2 separate regions of the Homo sapiens genome follow, and region 2 is linked to region 1. A link is a contact called in ENCODE Hi-C or POLR2A ChIA-PET data. All regions are on one chromosome and are shown on one strand. The core of a region is the stretch at or near the end of the contact, and the rest is flanking DNA. Distances in the headings are between cores, read along the strand shown.

Region 1 (3,243 bases), core at 100-2,599:
GTCCGAGGAGTTCTCGGGGCAAATCTGGTCTGATGTGCACTTAGGCCGAGCTACAGTTCGAGCCACCGCGCTACGCAAAGCCACCGCCAGCAGCACGCTCTGCGCTTCCTCCCGGGCAGCTCCACCATCCTCTCCCCGCTCGCGGAAGGTGGGGAGTGCGGTCGCCAGTCCGTTGCGCCAAGGTGGATTGGGGGGTCCCCCTATCGCCCAGACTCGGTTTGCGTCCTTCCTTCAACCTTAGCTGCGGGACCCTGCCACGCGCGCTAACAGCATTATGTCCTCTGCACCGAAACTTCCCACCAAGTAACACCCAATTAATCCCATCCTCTCCTCCAACACAGAATTCCACCCACGCACCTATTCCCCCTCCCAGCGCTTCAGACACCTCTCTCATCGAAAAACCGGGCGAAGGGAAGCCGGCAACGAGCGGAGAACTCTGGCTGAATTAGTAAGTTTTTCTGTTTCCCCCTTCTACCTTTCTCTCTGAAACCAATTCCCACGGAGTAGAAAGTGCTGTGCTGATGCTAATAAAATGCCTGTGGATTAATGCACTTTGCCCTCACCTCTTCCCACCTTCCCAGGTCAAGGATGGTCTCCTCTTGTTGGGGAATCCAACAAAACCAAATAGGGCCATGAATGAAAACACAAAAATCCAAACCCAAAGGGCTGGCGGGGAACACAGTGTGCCGGGCCACTTCCTTTTGGGCTTCACGGGGTCGCTAGGGAAGGGGAGAGAGACGACCCAAGGGATGCTGCCCTGTGCCTTGGCGCTGTGCCACGGAGGGCCGAAGGAAGGCGGGCACTTACTGCCAAGGCGAGCCAGGGAGGGGAGAGAAAGGGAGTGGTGTGTGTGTGTGTGTGCGTGCGCGCGTGTGTGCCTGTGTGTGTGACGTGTGTGGGCTGTAGTGTGTGATGGGGGCAAGTGTGAATGGGTGAGTATGGGTAAGGGGGAGTATGCCCCTCTTAAAGCCTCCCTGGGTGCCCTCTCCCACCGCTACCGCCGCCGGCTGTCGCCTCACCACCTTTGCTCCTATCTCCTCCCCACATGTCTCACCTTCAGACGGTGGCTCCCAGAAGCTCCTGCCCCTCTGACAGCTGTCGCTTGGGCAGCCCGAGAGAAGAATTGTCCTCTTTCCTGGTGCCAGAGGACGCAGGAAATTAGCCAGGTTGCGAGTTGCAAAGCTGCTGCCGCGGCGCCGGGAACGGAGCGCGCCCAATCTCCAGCGGGAGCCGCCAGGCCTGGCCTGGCCGGGGCTTCCCTTCGCTCGCCATCTCCGGACAAAGCACAGCCGAGCCCGGCTGGAAGGCAGAGCTCCGAAGCAGGCAGGACGGAGCGGAGCAAAAGAATGCGGCTCTATTCTCGCAAGGGAAATTATAAAAAAGTTCATGTTCACGGTTCTCATCCACATGACCGACAGCGGCCAATGGAAGGGCCGAACAACTCATAAAGTTGTATTGCAAAGTTGTAAATTTTCATAAACAACAACGGATTTATGACCCTTTCCCCATCACTGAGAGGAGGCAGCTCTTACACCGGCGCCATCTTACCACCGAGGCCGCCCCGACTTGGGGCCTCAGGTTTTACAGACCCTTTTGGGCCAGGTTTTACTAAAAGAGCCATAAGAAGCGGGCCCAGCCCAGGCAGGAGACTGGAGACGAGGTCTTGCAGGCGGAACTCAGGATGCTCTGAGCTGCCCGCACAACCCCTGGACCTTCACCCCTCGCCCCTTCCCCGCATCCAGCTGCCCCAGCCCCTGCCCAGGCTGCGTAGCCTAGCGGGGGTCTGCGGTCCTAGCCCCTCCCCGCGCCACCTACTGCAGTGCCGGACCCTGGGGCCCCCTCGCCTGGTCTGCAGGCGGGGTGGGGACCTTAAATCCCATTTCCTAGCCTGGGGCTGGGTTCAGGGCGCATGCGAATCCGGAATCAGCTCTGGGTAATGCCCCTTTCCAAGCCCACTGCTCAGCCTTAGAGGAAAGTGTGGATTTGAAATTTCCTCATGGAATTGATGGAGGTTTTTAGGTAGATTCATAGAATATAACGTATCTACCAAAGATTCCGTTTTCAAGGGATCTAGAAGATGTTAGTGCACACGCAAAAACCAGACAAACGTCTCTACACGGATAAAGGCACATATACAATTATGCACACAGGGAAGGGCATACACTCTATTGTGGGCACAGAATGACATGCAATTATGGACACACAAAAACACATGCACCCAATTATGGACACCAAAATATATACAATTGTGGAATTAGGTAAAAACACACACACAGAAATACATACACAGAAAAATAAGCACATACTCATACAAATACACACATAAAAATACATTAAAAAGATACATGACACCAATACATGGGTACCCAACACTTGGACCATCACAAGGACAGCCACCCCACTTTTGCTTCCCCACTGCCCCCTGCCCTCCAGCCATACTCACCTCCCCTTTCCCAGTCCCCTCTGGATAAGGCAGTCCACATTTTTCTTTGTCACCACGCATCTTTATTTTCGGTTACATAAAACACAGCTGGGCTGGGAAGTGTGCCTTCCCTGAACCCCAGGATGGAGCTGAGCAGGGTACAGGACAACACAGGAGATGAAGGGCATTGCGGAGGGCATTGGACCTCCCCACCCACTACAGTTAACTCAAGACAACATACCATGCTACAAAGTCACCCCATTAACACATCCTTTCCAAGTCAAGACACTGCCTTACAAATGAACTCCAAGACTATAGAAATGATAAAAAAAAATCTTGTTCAAATATACAGTATCTGCTATTATAGGAAACATCAGGGCGTACATATTTAACACAGCTGAACAGTAAGATACAGGAGCCAGAGGAAAGGACAGCGAAGCTGGAAGCATCTCCACAGTCCTGCTAAGCAGAAGCTAACCCACAGATCTGCAGCCAGCTCAGGAACATTCCCCTCCAGAAGTGGGGGTTGATGGGCCTGAGCTGTGGGTGCCAAGCCAGAGAAGGAGGGATTGATTCTAGGGTGCAAGCACTTAGGATGCTTTTTGGAATAAATATATTATTTTTCGATTTAAATAGATGCCAATACCCTGATCCTGGACCTCAGCACATTCTCAGGGCAGCCTCAGGGACCCCAAAAGCTGCGGGCTGTAAGCAGCAGGGGACTTGCCTGGGAGCAGTCGGCACTAGGTAGCAGGCAAGCCAGCCAGCACAAAATAGGTAGTTTTAGGGGAGTAGGTAGTAGTGAGATTCACTTTCTTGCG
Region 2 (3,053 bases), core at 163-2,662, 120 kb before region 1:
CCCTCTGCCTCAGCCTCCCAAAATGCTGGGATTACAAGCATGAGCCACCTCAACCACCAGCTAAGCCAGTTTTCTCATACCTAAATATATGTATTATACTTACCACCAGGTGGTTGTAAGGGTTAAATGAGAGAATGAATATAAAATCTGTTGTAAACTGTAACATCCCATCGGGTATTAGTTTTTTTGGTGTTAATCTGATTTAGCAGTGGAATGCAAGATGGAACCTAGGCGGGGGGCGGAGGGAAAAAAAGTCTGATAGAAAAACATCTTTAGGTACTCAGCCCTTAAAAGACCTCCCAGGGAGAGTAGCAACATTACAAAAACTCACACTGTTTCCCCTGTGGAGGGTACCCACTGAGCTAACAGAGGTAGGCCTCATGGGTCAGCCCCATTCTACCAAATGTATTCTTTCCCATTTGCTCCAGCTGGTGGTAACAGGTACAGAGGGAGCAAACCAGACAGCTGGTGCCACATGAAACAGAAAGATCTGTGCTTCGCCGTAAGGAAAAAAAAAAACTGTGGGAAACAGTGCAAGAACAAAAATAAGCAGGCAAGTGTTTGGGGCATTTCAGCTGGTAAGTGAGAGAGAGAAGCAGCCCCAAGACAGATGCAGTCCACGCCCTCCATCTGTAACCAGAGAGTGGCTCACATGTCAGAAAAAAGTTTGTCCTCCCTTAGGGGAATCTTGAAGGCTGTCAATGTTCTAACCATGAGGAATCACAAAATCTATACGGAACATTCCAACATGTGCAGGCCTGATAGGTCTCAGAGCAATGTTCTATGGGAGTCTGAGTTTTGCAGGCTTCTCACTTGGTGGACTGGGAATGTCAGTGAGAGGCGTGCTTTACAAGGGAGGGGAAGTGGTGTCTGAATCTGCTCAGAGACAGGCCCACTACTTAATTTAAGAAGGCAGTAGAAGGCCGGGCGCAGTGGCTCACGCCTGTAACCCTAGCACTTTGGGAGGCCAAGGAGGGCGGATCACCTGAGGTCAGGAGTTCAAAACCAGCCTAGCCAACATGGTGAAACCCCGCCTCTACTAAAAATACACAAAAATTAGCTGGGTATGGTGGTGGGCGCCTGTAATCCCATCTACTCGGCAGCTGAGGCAGGAGAATCGCTTGAACCCAGAAGGTGGAGGTTGCAGTGAGCTGAGGTCGCGCCACTGCACTCCAGCCCAGGCGACAGAGTGAGACTCCATCTCAAAAAAAAAAAAAAAAAGGGCAGTAGAACAGGGTGGTTAAGTAAGCCAACTGTCAGTCAAACAACCTGAGTTCAAATCCCAAATCCACTACTTACTTACTTAACCTATGTGATTTAGGGTTGCTTAATTTTGCTAAATTGCTTAACTTTAGTAGCAACATTTCCTAACTTTGGTAGCAAAGTTGCTTAACCTGACTAAGCTTCATTTTTTGATCTGTAAAATAGGGGCGAATAGTAGAAGAATGTTGTAATGAATAAGATGCTTGTAAAACAATTAGGAAGTGCCTGGTACAAAGTGAGCAGCCAATAAATGCTGGCTATTTCAGTATTGTTTCAAAAGGCAAGTTTATTAGGTTACCTAGTTCCTAAGGCCTAGAGAACAGGAAGTTAAAAGTGAAAGAAAGTGAAAATGTTTCTGTAGCATCAAACAGTAGCACATTCACTGGCAAGTGAGATAAGTTTCAAATGAAACCTTATGAACTATTTTAGATAAGTTAAACATACACGTAGAAAGACAATGACTAAATACTCAGTCACTAAATACTAGAATCAGAGCTCTATTTGGATTCCAGCTCCATCTATTAATAGCTCTGTGCCCTTGGCTTTATGCCTCTGTTCCACATTTGTAAAATGAGGATGATAATAGTATATACCTCATAATGTTGGAGTAAGGATAAAAATAAATGAGGCAATGCCTGTCTCAGTACAGGCCTTAGTACAGTCACTACCAATGAAAAGTACTTAATAATTAGTAGGTACTGTTTCCTTTATTACAAAAAAAAAATCAGAGGGCTATTTGTTAACCAAATTGAAAGCCTAACTCTCTGAACAGAGAAAGTAAAATATAGTGTTTTTTGAGAATCAGTTCTTGCTCTTACCAGAAGTAACTTTTCTATTTGAAGAAAATGTGTCAGTCTTTCCTAGGAAGAACTAATTTACCCAGGGTATCATAACACTTTTAGATTGGTCCACCCTACAATCTTGCTCTTACTATTGTGCTCTAACTAAACTAAGCAGAAAATTTATCTGAGGTAATTGAAAAATCTGAATTGTCTGACAGCTATGATTAATATTCTGCCCATATTTATAATTAAGTCATAGCCATAAAATAAGGCAAATGTCTCAAAAAATTCTAGCAAAAATTAAACTACATTTGCTTAAAGATTTATCAGTCTTACAATTCATTCCACATATTTAAAAAGTTTGCCAGTTCAGTAAAATTTAGTAGTAACAAAATAAAATGTATATTAAGTACATCAGAAATTAAAAATACACCCACTCACTTATTCATTCAAAAAACATTTCTGAATGCCTACTATGTGCCAAACACTGCCCTATGTTTTAAATCAAATATACTGTATTTGTTGCCTTTTACAAACTTCTTTCATTTATCATTTTCCATATTTCATTCAAACTTTCACATAACCTGATAACACTGCAAACTGATTAAAAGAGTTAACTATAAAAGCCCTGTCACTTTAAGAATTTGTAATTTTTTCCATTAACATTCCTCTCTGGTTTTATGTACTTGGTCTGTGCTGTGGGATGTAGCATAAATTATCTGCCTTCAGCAAAACGAGCAGCTGAAATGTGAGGCTGCCTGACAGTGCTTGTTAAGCCATTAGCTATTGTGAGCACACACTACTAGGGATGTCTGGCTCTCATGAGAAGTGTTTAAGTGGTTCAAAATATAGGAGTTTGGTCATGCAGTACAAAAAAAACAAGCCCAGTATTTTAGCACCATGCTTAGGGGTTAATTAATAAAAAGGATGAAAACAATCCTGGGATGTTTATTTTTAAAGAAAAGTATTACAAGTGAACACTTTGTGATTTACTGAAAGCCAGTAACA

Evidence for each region. Hi-C counts contacts between places; a loop is a spot of excess contacts on that map. ChIA-PET counts read pairs that join two places held with the same protein, here RNA polymerase II (POLR2A). Pooled maps may share reads with other maps.
Region 2: a loop to region 1 is called in a pooled map, with 2.7 times the contacts of the local background. The contact joins the enhancer-like site here to the promoter of HOXA3 in region 1. A Hi-C loop is called at or near these places in 2 of 168 maps with a recorded cell type or tissue (CD4-positive, alpha-beta memory T cell and esophagus muscularis mucosa) and 6 of 50 pooled maps. POLR2A ChIA-PET finds 5 or more read pairs at or near these places in 1 of 52 experiments (Caco-2).

What each region holds. Positions count from the first base shown.
Region 1 is chr7:27,151,234-27,154,476 of GRCh38, forward strand. HOXA3 (homeobox A3) reads right to left here and starts at 1,350. Exons shown (of 6, transcript NM_153631.3): 1 at 1,055-1,350. HOXA7 (homeobox A7) reads right to left here. Exons shown (of 2, transcript NM_006896.4): 2 at 2,483-3,243. It overlaps HOXA-AS3 (HOXA cluster antisense RNA 3), which reads left to right. Exons shown (of 3, transcript NR_038832.1): 2 at 342-448; 3 at 1,061-3,243.
Region 2 is chr7:27,030,244-27,033,296 of GRCh38, forward strand. No RefSeq gene overlaps it. Among named protein-coding and RNA genes, the nearest start is that of HOXA1, 64 kb to the right of the region's middle. RefSeq lists an enhancer at 45-750. Within about 2 kb of position 1,413, at least 6 of the 41 ENCODE cell types and tissues checked have a DNase peak (open chromatin) inside an H3K27ac peak, as active enhancers do.